5 separate regions of the Homo sapiens genome follow, and regions 1, 2, 4 and 5 are each linked to region 3. The links are chromatin contacts, found by Hi-C or POLR2A ChIA-PET in ENCODE. All regions are on one chromosome and are shown on one strand. Each heading gives the region's core, a stretch centred on a gene start or an enhancer-like site at or near the end of the contact. The rest is flanking DNA. Distances are from core to core; before and after follow the strand shown.

Evidence for each region. A loop is a pair of places that touch in the nucleus more often than their neighbours do. ChIA-PET counts read pairs that join two places held with the same protein, here RNA polymerase II (POLR2A). Pooled maps may share reads with other maps.
Region 1: a loop to region 3 is called in a map of B cell, with 11 times the contacts of the local background. The contact joins the promoter of MAMLD1 here to the promoter of VMA21 in region 3. A Hi-C loop is called at or near these places in 1 of 168 maps with a recorded cell type or tissue (B cell) and 11 of 50 pooled maps. POLR2A ChIA-PET finds 5 or more read pairs at or near these places in 1 of 52 experiments (BJ).
Region 2: a map of prostate gland shows a loop between it and region 3 (11-fold over the local background). The contact joins the promoter of TMEM185A here to the promoter of VMA21 in region 3. A Hi-C loop is called at or near these places in 3 of 168 maps with a recorded cell type or tissue (CD4-positive, alpha-beta memory T cell, gastrocnemius medialis and prostate gland) and 8 of 50 pooled maps.
Region 4: a map of naive thymus-derived CD4-positive, alpha-beta T cell shows a loop between it and region 3 (14-fold over the local background). The contact joins the promoter of EOLA1 here to the promoter of VMA21 in region 3. A Hi-C loop is called at or near these places in 1 of 168 maps with a recorded cell type or tissue (naive thymus-derived CD4-positive, alpha-beta T cell), 2 of 37 single-sample maps with no recorded cell type and 9 of 50 pooled maps. POLR2A ChIA-PET finds 5 or more read pairs at or near these places in 1 of 52 experiments (activated T-cell).
Region 5: a map of CD8-positive, alpha-beta T cell shows a loop between it and region 3 (8-fold over the local background). The contact joins the promoter of IDS here to the promoter of VMA21 in region 3. A Hi-C loop is called at or near these places in 1 of 168 maps with a recorded cell type or tissue (CD8-positive, alpha-beta T cell), 2 of 37 single-sample maps with no recorded cell type and 10 of 50 pooled maps.

The regions. Positions count from the first base shown.
Region 1 is chrX:150,361,960-150,364,659 of GRCh38, forward strand. MAMLD1 (mastermind like domain containing 1) reads left to right here and starts at 1,358. Exons shown (of 8, transcript NM_005491.5): 1 at 1,358-1,571.
Region 2 is chrX:149,630,427-149,633,204 of GRCh38, forward strand. TMEM185A (transmembrane protein 185A) reads right to left here and starts at 1,366. Exons shown (of 7, transcript NM_032508.4): 1 at 1,117-1,366. The coding sequence starts at 1,154. RefSeq lists silencers at 859-908, 919-1,328.
Region 3 is chrX:151,395,831-151,398,530 of GRCh38, forward strand. It overlaps VMA21 (vacuolar ATPase assembly factor VMA21), which reads left to right and starts at 1,376. Exons shown (of 3, transcript NM_001017980.4): 1 at 1,376-1,531. The coding sequence starts at 1,479. RefSeq lists a silencer at 1,217-1,376 and enhancers at 1,657-1,806, 1,867-1,926.
Region 4 is chrX:149,539,724-149,542,466 of GRCh38, forward strand. It overlaps EOLA1 (endothelium and lymphocyte associated ASCH domain 1), which reads left to right and starts at 1,289. Exons shown (of 5, transcript NM_001171907.3): 1 at 1,289-1,620; 2 at 2,296-2,362. EOLA1-DT (EOLA1 divergent transcript) reads right to left here and starts at 29. Exons shown (of 10, transcript NR_027455.5): 1 at 1-29. RefSeq lists silencers at 270-579, 590-659, 692-882 and an enhancer at 1,630-1,839.
Region 5 is chrX:149,504,056-149,506,904 of GRCh38, forward strand. IDS (iduronate 2-sulfatase) reads right to left here and starts at 1,251. Exons shown (of 9, transcript NM_000202.8): 1 at 980-1,251; 2 at 102-238. The coding sequence starts at 1,082. RefSeq lists enhancers at 1-378, 502-1,003, 996-1,155 and a silencer at 340-439.

The sequences.
Region 1 (2,700 bases), core at 108-2,607, 1.0 Mb before region 3:
ACTGGCCAGCGAGCCTGGACTCTGAGCTAAGCGTACTGGCGGGCGACGCCGACAGCGTCCGCGCTAAGGGTGGGGGACTGGGAAGTGGGGAGTGGGGCACTCGGCCGGGATGGAGAGAATGCAGTTCACTAACTGCCACCTGAGAGCCCTGGTCCCCGCTGCCGCCACAGCGGGTCTGTTTGGCAGTCAGGGCGCGAGCTGGTGAGCGGATGCGTGGGCGGAGGGACTGGCGCTACCCACCCAGCAGCCACCCACTGCAGGTGAGTGCCCCTCCCAGGGCGAGGGGAGGAGAAGGGCCTGGCCGCTAGCCCTAGGGTCAGGCTCTGGTGAAAATGGGAAGGGGGATGGGGGCTGAATAGGCTACTTTGTGATGAGACTCCCGTCCCTGTGACACTTCAGGGTCCTCTGGGGATCTGTCATTCCTCTTGCAAGCTCTCTTGTTCTCTGGTCCCTCTCCTCCTCTCCTTATTTCCTCCTCTCCTCTCCTCTCCTCTCATCTCCTCTCCTCTCCTCTCCCTTCATCGTGTCTCTACCTCTATCTCCGCCGGTGCCTCTCTCGGTATCTGTCTCTCAGTCTCTGCCTTCTCTGTGTCTCGTACGGTCTCCTGTCTTTCTTGGTCTCTCGGTCCTGAGCGCTCTCTCGCCCTGTCACTGATGACCGCTGGCTTTTGGCTCTCCGTGCTCGCTCTTCGTGTGTCCCGGCCACGCACGGCTCACCAGCTCGTTTTCCCCAGACGCGGAAAGTCTACCTTCGGCGTGCGGGTTTCCCAAGCGCGCCGGGCCCCGCCTGCGGCCCTCCGGCGGGCTCTGTCTGCTGGAGGCGCTCCGCTAACCCTGCTGTCGCCTCTTTCCACCAGCGCACCGCCTAGGCAAGCCAGCTGACGCCGGGGGCACAGACCACCCTCCACTGAGTGCGGAGCAGCCAAGGTGAGTGCACCGATGCCCCTTCCGCCCCTCCGATCCCTCCCCAGCTGCCCTGGTTCGAGCCGACTGGAGAAATGAGGCTGCAACAGCGAAGCCAGCCTGCGGCCGCTTTCTCCTCTAAAGACTGGTGGGAGGGCCCGGGAGGCCCCTCGGGCGGCCGCAGCTCTTTGGCTGCCCGCTGCCCCATCCCGGAGTGGAAACCCTGAGTTTCCAGGCTTCGGGCTGGCGGGGTCGCGGGCAGGGCAGCGCGGCTTCCCCTTTAAGGCCGGAGCCGCTCGTCGCCGTGAGTGTGAGGGTGTGTGAGTGTGCGGCGTGCGTGTCTCCTCCTCCCCGAGTGACACAGCAGTGAGAAATGCCTATCAGTAACTTAAACCCCCGAAACTCCACCTTCCGGGCGCGCGGCGCGGAGCCGGGCGGTGGGAATGGAGCGAGCAGATTGAGGCCGCCACTGCAGCGCCGCCAGCATGAACTTGGCCGCGAGCTGAAGCGGCCGGCGGCGGGCGGGCGCGGGGGCACCGGCCGCTAGCCAGGGGGTGATCTGCAACAGGGCTGGGTTCCTTGGCGGCCGCCTGAGTCCAGGCTGCCCGCGCCGGCGGCCGCCCGCCCCTCGGACACTGCCCCCGCCGCCGCCGGAGCTCTGCAGCACGGTAAGGCTGAGGGCGGGTGCAGGAAGTCTGACTGTTCTGGGGGTTCCGGGGTACACTTGTAGCCCCCAGTTATGGTCCCCATCGCTGAGGATCGGGGTCCCAGGGGTGCTTCGAGTCGGTAGACCCTAAAGTTTGCTCTGAGCACACGGCCCACCTGGCGCTGCGGGCGGCCACCCCCTTCTCGAACCAGCCCGGCTGGGCTGGGCGCAGCTCGAAACGCCGGAGACCACGGCCTTTGGCTCGGCGCCCGTCGGGCGTCTGAAATCCGGCGGGGACAGCCACGTACCGGGGAGGAAAGGTAGAAGGGCGCAAGCTCCTCGGGCTACGCTGGGCTACTGGGAGGCTCCCACTCTGTCCCAGCACCCCCGGGTCGCTTGCAGCCTGGGTGTCACCGGCGACGGTGCCTTCACATGCCAGCTGCCTGAGCCCAGGCCAGTAGGCAGTGGGCGCTGGATGAAGGATTTCCCCACCCCAACGCTGTTTGCCGCCTCTGAGCGAGAGTGTGGAGTGTGCGCGCCGAATCCGCTGCCCTGCACTCCCTCCCCTGCCAACTCCTGGGAAGCGCAGCCCGGAGCTGAGCTGGTGTTCAGGGCAGCCCGGACTGGGTTCCTGCGGAGCAGCCCCGGCGCCCCTGCGTCAGAGTCCGCGCTTCAGGTTCCCCAGCATCCGCGCGACGACAGAGCTGGGCGCCCGGCGCCGGCTAGCGCGGGCGGGAAGCCCCCCGGAGCGCCGCCAAATACTTTTCTCGGCCAGTTGGCTTGGCCAGGCTCCGTCCCAATGCAGTGTGTCCGAAGCCTCCTGGAAAGCTGGAGATGTCGTCTGATTCTGATCCGTGATTAAATTCGGACTGAGCAGACACTAATAGGATTAGCCTGCCAGAAAGCTCGGCCCTGAAGCCATCGGAACCTGTGCAAACACGCGCCTCGGGCTGGAGCATTCACTCCCGCCCCGCCGCGCTTCTGCAGCTGGGTGCGGCTGACCTGGGCACCCGGAGTGTGGGTGTGTGTGAGCGGGCGGGAGCACAGCGTGGCTGGGGGACGTGGGGAGAAGGGGCTGCTTTTGCTGGGGTGGCTTGTCGTTGTTGTTTGGCACCACGGTGCCCCCCGGGGGCGCGGTCCCCACGGTGAAC
Region 2 (2,778 bases), core at 116-2,615, 1.8 Mb before region 3:
TTCTTCACCCCATGCTGAGACCGCCAGCATCTAAAGCACCTAACATAGGTTACAGCACACAAATATTTACTGAGCACGTCTTCCCAACTGGCAAATAAGGGAAACGGATACTCCTTTCGGAGAGTAGTGCATTTAAGAGATCAGTTAGGCCAACTCCTCATTTTACAGAAGGGCCAAAGAAGGGCAGAGAATCACCCAGTTACATATGGCCTCGTCTCCAATCCAAGTCTTTGGGCTCAGTTTAGTTCCACAAACATTTTATATGTGCCTACTATGTGCCAGATACGGTGGGTGGGAGGCGCTGGGGACACTGAGATGAGCAGGAGATGGTCTCAGCTTCAGGGAGCTCACAGCCTGGGGTAAAGAACAGTTACAAAACAGTCGGGCAAGTGCAAGGACAGGCGCTTGAGTGCTTAGCCAGTGTTTTCTCCACACTGTCCACTGGGTGTTCCCCATCTGGAAAAGAAGGACAGCAATATCTACTTCCTGCAAATAAACTTGTAGTGAAGACTGATGAGAAAATGAGTATGGAAAATGATCAGGCTCACCCAGAAATGCATTATATAAGGTATTGCCATACCCCGACACTGACTCCAAGGATTCAACAGTGTTTCAGGTATCCGTTCAACAAAGAAGCAAACAAGAGAGGGATGGGCATAAACCCAAGGAAAACCCCAAGGACTGCGAGGAACTGGAGGAAACAGCTGGGGTGGGGGTAGGGGTGTTGGGTCGAGTGAGACGGCCCTGACGCGGAGAATGGAGGGCCCGCAGCGGCGCAGAAGAGGATGGAACCGAGACGAAGAAGTTGGGACACCAATGAGGGACAGCAAGCAGAAAAGAATGGGGTTCCCTTGGGGCAGGACGGGGCTCGCGGCCGGGCCCTTCCGGCCGTGGCCGGGCAGGGGCTGAAAGCACCGGGCACGGGAGGAGGAAGCGGGCGGGCGCCGAGGCCGACTGTTTTGCCTGGGGACCGCTTGCACCCGCAGGGAGGCTCGGGCAGGCGCCCGGGTCCTCGGGCTGCAGCATCTCGCCCGCCGTGCCTCCCCGGAGCCGAACACCAGCCCGCGCCCGAGCCCGCAGCGCGGACTCCCGGGGGCGCCAACGACGCCGCCTCACCTCGGGTTGAAGTCCTGGAAGAGGCCCCTCAGGTTCATGGCGGAGAACTTCACCGCGGCGTCCTCCTCCTCCTCCCCCGCACCCCGTGCTGCACAGCCTGCGCCTTACAGCGGGTTCATGGCGCCAGCGCCAGCCGCGTCCACGCTGCTGCTCCCGCTACTGCTGCCGTCCCCGCTGCCGTCGCCGTCGCCGTCGCCGCCGCCGCCGCCGCCGCCGCCGCCGCCGCCGCCGCCGCCGCCCGGAGAAACCTGAGCCACCGCCCCCTGCCCCTCCTTCCGGGCTTCCGTACGAGGGCCGCGCATGCGTCCGGAGCCCCGCCCAGAGCGCTCCTCGCTGGGAGGTCCCCATCCTTGTGTCCGCACGCGACCGGCGGAGGAGATGGCAGGGGGATGGAGGCTGGGAGTGAGCAGGGCCCCGAGGAAGGGGATGCTGACGGGCTGAAGGCCTGCAGGGAGGGAGCGCGCCGCCCGGGAGTCTGGCGGGCAGATCTTGGCAGACACCTGTCACCTTGGCCCGCGCTACCTTCTGGAGATTTTCCCCAGTGACGACTGAGCCCTGGGAGTAGTGACAATGAGTGAGACGTTGCATTTTTGGCGATGTCATCCCAGGCTTCACCTGTCACATCTGTCAACGACTCCAAAGTTTGGGTCCCAACTTCCCTTCCAATTCCCAAGCCAGCGTGTCCAGATATGCTGGCTATTCCCTACTCAAGTTACCTAGCACCAAAGTCACTTCCCGTGCCAACCGCCTTCCCCTCCTGGGTTCCCTTTTTCCCTTAGCAGCAGGCCTATTCGTACGCAGGGGGGTATTCAAGCAGGAGACGTGGAAATCATCCTCATTTTTCTAACCCAGTTCAGAGCCTCCTTGGATCCTGTCTAAACTTTGTGGTCACTTCACACCTGACCTCTGCCTCCACTCCAGGCTGCCCTACTTACAAGTACCAGGTTCATCTTCCTTGGGCAAGTCAACATCTTTGAGTCTCAGTTTTTCTCCTCCGCAGAATGGAAATGATAAAAACCTCTTTTCTAAGCGTGTTAGGAAGATTCAGTGAGATCGTGTGCATAACACACTGCCTGGTACATGCTAGGTGTACAAAGAATGCTGTTGCTATCTGGTACTCTTTCAGGTGTCAACCTCCTCAAGGATTTTGTTTGCTTTTGGAATCCAAGAGCAGGACAAGCTCATAGCAGGTGACCTAGTTTACCATCTTCACTTTGGGCAGATTTAAGTTTTCATGAGCACAACAATGCCTTAAACATTAGTCTACTATCATTATGGATAATAGTCATCCTTTGTTGCAATAGCAGAGTTTCACAAATGACAATTTTATACTGTTTAGCCCCAAGGGCAGCTTGAGAGAATCACAATTGCGATAGTCATACTTAGTCTTGATGTATCACCTTTCTTCTGAGAACGTAAAAACATATCATAAGTGGTAATTAAGCTTCCCAACACCCACTGGGAAATGGATATTATTATATGAGCTGATTTTAAGGTTGAGTAATCCAAATCAAGTTTTCATCTGCTGAAGCACCAGGACCCTGTCCCAGACTTTTTCACCCATCTTCCTTTCCCATCCTCTGGGTAAAGTCCAATGTGTAGCCCAGAGGAGGTTCTCAATGAACACTCAAATACAGACGAGGAATTAAGGCGCAGAGAAGC
Region 3 (2,700 bases), core at 126-2,625:
TTCTTTTGACGTTTTCAACAATTTAAAAAGGAAAAACCATTCTTACCTCAGGGCTGTAGAAAAACAGGTGGTAGGCTCCATGTATTAGGTCGGCTGGCTCAGTTTGCCTACCCCAGAGCTAGATTCTCTTTGTACCCCAAGTTCTTACATTAGGTGGTTCTTACTCACCTAAAGGTCTAGATGAGGCCCAGATAGAGATTACTATTATTTTTATTAAATATTTTACAGTTTGTTTTTTAGAGACGGAGTCTTGCTATGCTGCCCAAGCTGCTCTGGAACTACTGGCCTCACGCAATCCTCCTGCCTCAGCTTCCCAAAGTGTTGAGATTACAGGCGTGAGCCAGCACAGTCAGCCCTAGAGGGGGATTATTCAGTTTGAACTAAAACCTGGACTTCCTGCTGCCCAGTCCATTGCCCTTTCCACCACTCTAAGCTGCTGGTTTAGTCATGATTTCAGATGTGGTCTTTGTATCCATGTGGTGCAGAAAATAGCTGTGTGGTCAGCGGCCCTTTCCAGGCGCTGACCATGTTAAGGGCTGTCCTCTTATTAGCAGCCAGTGGCAACTTAATTTTGTCAAGCCTGACTCCAGACTTACCCACCCTTTCGTTTTTACCTCTCTCGGGTTGCGCAGGCCCGGGAGGCCCATCTGTTCTTACTATTTGAGTCCCTGTTGTCTCATTGGCGGCTTTCTGAGCAGCTGCAAAATATGTTTTTAACTTTTAAGTGGAAGTTGGGGGTCACTGGCATCGAGTCTGGAACAGTCATTCTCAGCAAGAGCTCTTTGAACTCTGACATTCTCTAGTTTTACGGACTCGGGTGAGTGTTTTAACTCCTCCCAGCTGCCAAGGGCTTGACTTCCTACCACTGCGGGCAGTAATTAATGAGGCATTTATTTGCTCAAGTAGTGGCGAAATAATGCGCACTGCTTTTTTGTGTTGTCGTCGGCGGAATACGCTCAGTTGCCTAGCACCACAGCCCTCTGGCTGGTAGTCCCTCTTCGCGGCTCATATGCTCGGGTCTCCTTGCGGCCCCCAGCTCAGCGACCGAGACGCAGACGAGGACCAGTGTTCACGCGAGTTCAGGGGGCGGCGTAGCCGCCGCCCGCCCAGGAGGACCATGTTGCGCGGCAAGTCCCGGCTCAACGTGGAGTGGCTGGGCTACTCGCCAGGCCTGCTCCTCGAGCACAGGCCCCTCCTGGCAGGGCGCACGCCGCGGAGCCACCGCCGGTAAGTCATGTGAGCGCCCGCCCCCGCGCCGGCAACAGCCCTGCGTCGCTGCGGCGCGCCGCGCCGCGCCGCGCCTGCGTACTGTGGCCCGCCGCCCGGCGCGAACGGGCACTTCCGGCGCGAACGGGCACTTCCGGCGCGAACCGCTACTTCCGGTGCGAACCGCCTCGGCCGTTCCCTCGCGGAGCTTACTGAGCGCGGCCGCCGAGCCCAGCTCCGCCGCCGAGCGCCTGTGCCGGCACGGCTACACCATGGAGCGCCCGGATAAGGCGGCGCTGAACGCACTGCAGCCTCCTGAGTTCAGGTAGCCCTGAGCGGGGCCTGGACCGCGAGGCGGACTGGCCCCAGCCTGGAGCAGGGCTTGAGGGAAGGCCCTAGCTGAATGGGTGGGCGTGAGGTCTGGACCCCGGGGACCTGGCCTCAGGGAAGGGGGCGGGGAAAGCAGGTTGGAGCCTGAGACGTCTAAACTCCCGGCCCCGAACTTTCGCTCGGGAACAAGGGATCCGGGGTCATGGGGAATAGGTCAGTGGGCCTTCAGCTCATGCTCCTATCCTAGCACTTTCTCTCGCTGTGTCTATATTGCAGTCTCTTTCATTACCGCAGGGTCAGCCTTCTGAGGACAGGAATGCAGTCTCCTTCATCTCCGTGTTCCCTAGGGGGCCTGCATAGTCGGGGCTTAATAAATGTTTGCTGTATGAATGAAGGAGTAGAAGGGAATAGTCCCCTGGTGTGAGATTGCTTCACTTGGGGAATCAGTAAGATAGAGGCTGGTGACTGAGTTGAAGGAATGTATGAGAGAGCAGGTGGTTCTGGCCCACCCCAGTAGGCAAGGGAGTGGTGAGGGAGTTAGCTATCATTCGTTAAGACCTACTGTATGCCAGGCTCAGTGCACGTGCTTTACATACATTGTCAGAATTCTTAATTTCTCTAACTGCTTGATTTCCCAATTTTGAAGAGGATGCAGTTGAGGGTAAGTGACTTGAAACTGAGGGTGAGTGATTACAGAATTAGGCGACAAAGTTAGTATGTAATTGAAGCTAACGTTTGACCAAGCTCACTGACTCCAAAGCCCACGATCTTTGGAGCTCTGTGATGCCTTCTCTTTCCGACAGGGTCATTGTGAGTTTTTTTTTTTTTTTTTTAACTTTTATTTTAGGTTCATGAGTACATGCGCAGGTTTGTTATATAGGTAAACTGCATGTCACGGGGGCTTGGCGTACAGGTAATTTTGTCACCCAGGTAATAAGCATAGTACCCGATAGGCGTTTTTTCTGATTCTCTCCCTCCTCCCAGCCTCCACCCTCAAGTAGACCGCACTGTCTGTTGTTCCTCTCCTAGTGTCCATCTGTTCTTGTTGTTTAGTTCCCACTTATGAGAACGTGCAGTATTTGGTTTTCTTTTCCTGTCTTAATTTGCTTAGAATAATGGCTTCCAGCTCCAGTCATGTTGCTGCAAAGGACATGATCTCATTCT
Region 4 (2,743 bases), core at 39-2,538, 1.9 Mb before region 3:
CTCCCCCTTCTCCAGCAATTTCCCGCAGCCCCGCCCCATCTGCTCCCACACCTCTTTGCCACAGCCCCGCCCTGCTCCTCCTCCAGGAACGCCCGGCTTTCCCTCAGCTCCACGCTGCAGCTGAGCTGTGCACCAGGCCCTCCCACAGAGCTTTCTCGTGATTCCACCCTACACCTCCCCAAGCCCCCGCTCCCCTAAGCTGGTTCTCAGGAGTCCGAGGGGTCCTCCCGCAGCTGCTCCTCGCTCAGTTCTCCCATTGCCCCGCCCTGCTCTTCGCGGGGCTGCTTCCAAAGCCCCGACCTCAGCCAGCAGTTTCTCTCAGCCCCGCCCCTCCCTGCCCCGCCCCTCCCCTCCCTGCCCCGCCCCGCTTCTCCCGCGGCTGCTCCCAAAGCCCCGCCCTCGGCCCCCTCCCCAGCAGTTTCTCTCAGCCCCGCCCCACCCCGAGCCCCGCCCGCAGCCCCGACCTGCTTCTCCTGTGGCTGCCTCCAAAGCCCCGCCCCCAAACCTTCCCCAGCATTCTCAGCCCCCCCAGAGCCCCGCCTCTCCCAGCCCCGCCCTACTTCTCACGCAGCTGCTTTAAAAACCCCGCCCCCAGCCCCTCCCAGTGATTTCTTTCTCCCCCTCCCTCCTTCTCTCAGCGGACACCTGCCTCCCCCTGCTGATTCTCAAGAGTCCGCGAGCTCTTCCTGCAGCTTCTCCTCGCTCAGCTCTCCCACGGCCCTGCCCACAATGGTTTCTCTCAGCCCCGCCCGGCCCTGCCCCACACCCCGCCTCTTATCTCAGCCCCGCCCTCAACCCAGCCCCCAATTGTTTCTGTCAGTCCCGCTCGGCCCCTCCCCCAGCTCCGCCCTCCTCCTCTCAGCCCCGCCTCCACCCCCTCCCCAGCGGTTTCTCCCAGCTCCTCCCTGCTGGTATAGCAGCTCTGGGCCCAAAACTCCTGCCTGGTGTCCTCGTCCCACCCTTCCACTTACTCTTCCTCCCTCCCGTTCCTTTTCCTCCTTCCGGTTCTTCGTCGAGGCTGCCGGTCTCGAGGTCCCCTGGCCTTGGCCTGGTTGGCTGGCGCGCATCAGGGCCAGGTAAAGAGAATAGCGTCTCCTAGCAGCCAGGGCGTGCGTACGTGCGTGATGTCGTCAGTGCGTGTCTTCGAGAATGCGAGATTCATAATGTTTGCTGTCTATATGCATGGCTGAGTACGTGCCTCCCGCGTACGTGCGTGGTGTGCATACATGCGTGATTGCGCGCCCACGTACGTTCTTCGTGAAAGGGATGACGGGAGCTGTATGAAAGCGGAAGAGTTATAGACCGCTAACACCTGTCACTGGCCACTGGTTTCCCGGAGTTAGCGGCAACGACCTTGCAGCCTGGACACTAGCCAGGCGCTCCCTCTTCTCACAGCGGCCCACGTCTCCTTGCTTGGGAGCCCATCGTCCTGGCTCCGGTGGCCTCGCTGGGTCTCGGGGAAGCAGAGGACTGTTCATTCCTGTGGCGAAAAGCCGGAGTCGGCCCTAGACACCCACGACTCGCAGGGTCCATGGTTCCGGAGGCCGTGAGACCTGCCGGGGCTGACAGGTGCCAGGGCCCATGCTGCGGGAGCCTGTGTGCTCAGCCTTCTTGCGGACGGTACCTGAGGGCTGGGGTTTCCCTGGATGTGGGGCTGGGAACTCGTGCGGGGCGCGACCGAGGCGCCTTTTCCTGTCCCCTGCTGTCGGCAGGGTCTCGGCTCCGCTCCTTCTAAGCGCGTGTACCCGCGACGTGCGTCTGCGAGTAGAAAGCCCGTGTACTGCTCCACACACAGCGGCCCCACCTCAGTCCGGTCTTCCCTGCCTCCCGTTGGCCCTTCTGCTGTGAGCTCGCCTGGACCTGAGGCCGGGCGGTGCACAGCTCTGTGGCCTGTGGCGCCGTGCTCAGCGTGACCTACCCAGAATTAAGCTGAGGACAATGGGATTTAGAGTCCCAAACACTCGCCCCGTGACAATGGGAGGGGAAGTGTCATTTTTCTCCCTTCGAATGGAGCATGCTTGGCTGCAAGAATGCTGCTCAACATGGTGAAATGATTTTCTGCCCTGCGGGCTGGTGCACCCTGTGGTCCTTGACCCAGACAGGTGCGGAGGGTCCCACTGCTGTGATTAGCAGAACCAAACTGTGATGTGCACATGTGTGTTACTGATAAGACCAGGCCTCCCAGCTCTTCTTGGTTTCCAATGCCTGCTAAGTACATGACCTTCTTAGGGCCATTAACCAGCTTTGCTGTCTTGCACTTAATGACCTTTCCTCTTTATCTTCCTTGTTGTGCAGGTAAAGAAGCTAAGTGGAAGAGTGTTTCCTCCTCTGGCCGTAAAGCAGGTACTCTCTGCAGCACCAGGTAGGAGGGGACTCAACCCCCTTCTTGCCTTTTCAGTTACATCAGTTCCTACTAGGGATTCCACATACACACAGTTGGCGTCTGTTGTGATTTTGTGGTGATGACGAGAAAAGGGTTGGCTAAGAAACTGGGCGGCAGAAAAGAGGCAAACATTCACTGTAGCCATTTATCCCGATGGAAGTGGCCAGGCCCTGTGGGGGACATTCAGCCTCCATCAGAAGTAATCCAGAACCAAGGAACCTGGTTATCTTTGGTCACTCATCAGAAGAATAATCATGCTCAGGGGCCACAAGTGTGTGAGGAAATGGCACCATGGATGGGTTGGTGGAGGGTACACGGGTGAGTCTTTGTGGAAAGTCATTTGCTGGCAGATATCAGCAT
Region 5 (2,849 bases), core at 1-2,500, 1.9 Mb before region 3:
CCCGCACAATCTGTGCCATCTGACAATAGCTGAAGCTCCCCGCCCCCAACCCTCAGTGCACGAAGCAGCACACACCCACAGCTAGAGGTTCCCAGACATACCTGCGCAAAGGCATTCTGGAAGAGGAGGCTGTGGGATGCCAGTTGGTCAATATTTGGGGACCTCACCAGCTTATCCCCATAACAGCCCAGGGAGGGGCGCAGGTCATCCACGATGATGAGAAGAACGTTCAGAGCATCTACACAGGAGGGAGGGGCTTTGGTGAGGTAACCTGCACTGACACTGAACCCTCCCTCATGGTAGGTGCTAGGTTACTAAGAGGCCCAAGGCTGGACCCTGCACCTTAACAGCCTAGCCAGGGAGGGCGCTGTGCCTCAGCAAGGGTGGGAGTGGGGCTCGAGGAGGAAGCCTGAGTCCTGGGTGGCAGGGTTAGGCTTTGGTCATGGCCTCCAACCTGGGTGAGGAAGCGAGATAGTGAGTGAAAGATGGTGGAAAGGAAAGATGAATTTAGGAAAAAAAGAGAATGATGTATGCAGGAAAGGACAGATGGTTGGATGGAGGAAGATAAGGAGGAAAAGATGAATAGCTGAAGGGAAGAAAGGATGGAGAGAAGGAGGGGAGAAGAGAGAGAAATATGAATGGATAGAAGGTAAAAGGGACGGATGGACCAATGGAGGGAGGAAAGGAGGGGGAAAGATGGATGGATAGAGATGGGAAAGATGGGGGGAAAGAGGAAGGGAAGCACGGAGGGATAGGAGATGGATGGATGAATAGATGGAAAGAGGGAAGGGAGGGATGAAGGGACGGTAGGAAGGAGTGAAAAATGGAGGGAGGGAACGAATGATGGATGAAAGAAGGAATGGTAGGAGAGAGGAAGGGTAAAAAGAATGGATATAAACAAAGAAGGAAGGAAAGAAGGAAGGAGGAAGGAAGGGAGGGAGGAAGGGAGAAGAGATGGCAGGGAGGGCGTGGGCGGCACCTGTGGTCGAGTTGGCCTGCGTTTCGGATCCGAGGGCGACGCAGACGGAGCTCAGAACCAGACCCAGCCAGAGAAGGCCTCGGCCGGTCCGGGGTGGCGGCATTTCGGCTTCGACGCGGCCGCTTCAGAGCGGCGGGGACAGGCTGCAGCAGGTGGCGCAGTTAGCAGCCGCCGCCGCAGCCACAGAGACCTCCTCGTCGGGAACCCATGAAGACTGCGCAACACAGCCGCCGCCCGGGCCCGCAGGCCCGGGCGCTGGCCGCAGCGCGAGTGCGTCCGTGCGACTCTTCCCTGCGTCCCTCCCCTCCGGGGCGGGTTCTAGAGGTGCGCGTCATCCTGCAGCAATAGGCGTGGCCGAGAGACAGGCGCAGAGCGGGGGCGGGCCAGTTGCCTTGCAAGCTTCGCAGACCCAGCGGCCCGCAGGCCCCTAGGTGTAGAACTGCTAGGGGTATAGCGATTCAGCCACTGCCCTTAACAACTAGCAGTTACCCGTCTTTTTGCCTTTGCTTGTGCTATGCCTTTCACCTGGAAGCCCTGCCCTTCCTTCTTTTTATAAAAGACACACTTCTTGTAAGCCAGCCTCAATGCCATTCTCCTTCCATGAGGCCTTTTGAGAAAGTCCCTTCCTCCATCTAAAGGGACTCCCTTTCCTATTCATTTCTTCAACTAATTCTTATTAAGTATCGCAAATATGTATACCAGGCGCTGTTGGTGGCACTGGGGCTCTATGTCCCTGCTTTGGTGGAGCTTAAAACAATAAAAAAATATAGAGAGTGTCGGTGGGCATACCCGGTCTGGAGAAAAATAAAGCGTGGGTGCGGGGCATGCTTGTTATTTTCTATGGGGTGGCCAGGCAGGGCCTCACTAGTGAAGTGGCATTTGAACAAAATTTTGAAGCAAGTGAGGGAGCAAGCCGCATTGAGGTCTGCAAGAAGGGTGCGCCAAACAGAGAGAGCAGCAATTGTGGGGAGATGGAATCCTAGCCCTACACTGTACTGTACTGAATACTATTATACCGTCCTAATACTGCAAACACAGTTTGATTTTCAACTTTGAGAATCAATCTATAACAAAGCCCAGATGACTTAATTATGACTAAACAACAATGGACAATGGGAAGGTACAAATACAGCTGTGATGGTGCTGTGGTGCACTGCTCAGATCTCCCTTCAACACCAAAAATTTTATTTCCCTAGCTGGCTTGAGAGCTGTTAGCTGTCGTTAGCCCTCATCAGAAATTGTCTTAGAAAAAGATAGGTACCTCAGCCAAGGTCACCCCTGTTCTCAGGAAGCCCACATCAGTGATTCAACTTGAAGGTACAAAGGTGCAGCCCCTTACCCCAACTTGGGACATCTCTGAAAGGCCATTTCAGCTTCAGAGCTCCCTGTGGGGTTAACTGAAGCCTTTTTTGAGACTGCCCACTTTCTCTGTCTGTTGAATTTTGATTTCTTCCCTCCCCTCCCCTTCTACAGGTGTTGATCCTAAGAGTACTCCCTAAGAAACTTCCTGCACATTACTCTACATCTTAGTCAGCTTCCTTGGGAACCTGGCCTGCAGCAACAGTTGACAAAAAGCTGGGAGGAGGAAGGGAGATGGCAGGAAATGTAGGCACATTAATTTAGGGTTAGCAATTTAGGATTGTCTCCTTTGCCCCAGCCTATCGCAAAAAAATAATAATAATAATAATAATAAATCAATAGTCGCTGTCCCCAGTTCATAGAAAGAGAAATACAGATTTAGGGATATTACTTAAAGATACAAAAGTAAACAATAGAAAACTTAAAAATGGCAATAAATCTATATAGTAAAAGGAGAAGGGAAAATGGCAGGGAGAGATGAAACAAAATTTGTCATGAGTTGATAACCAAT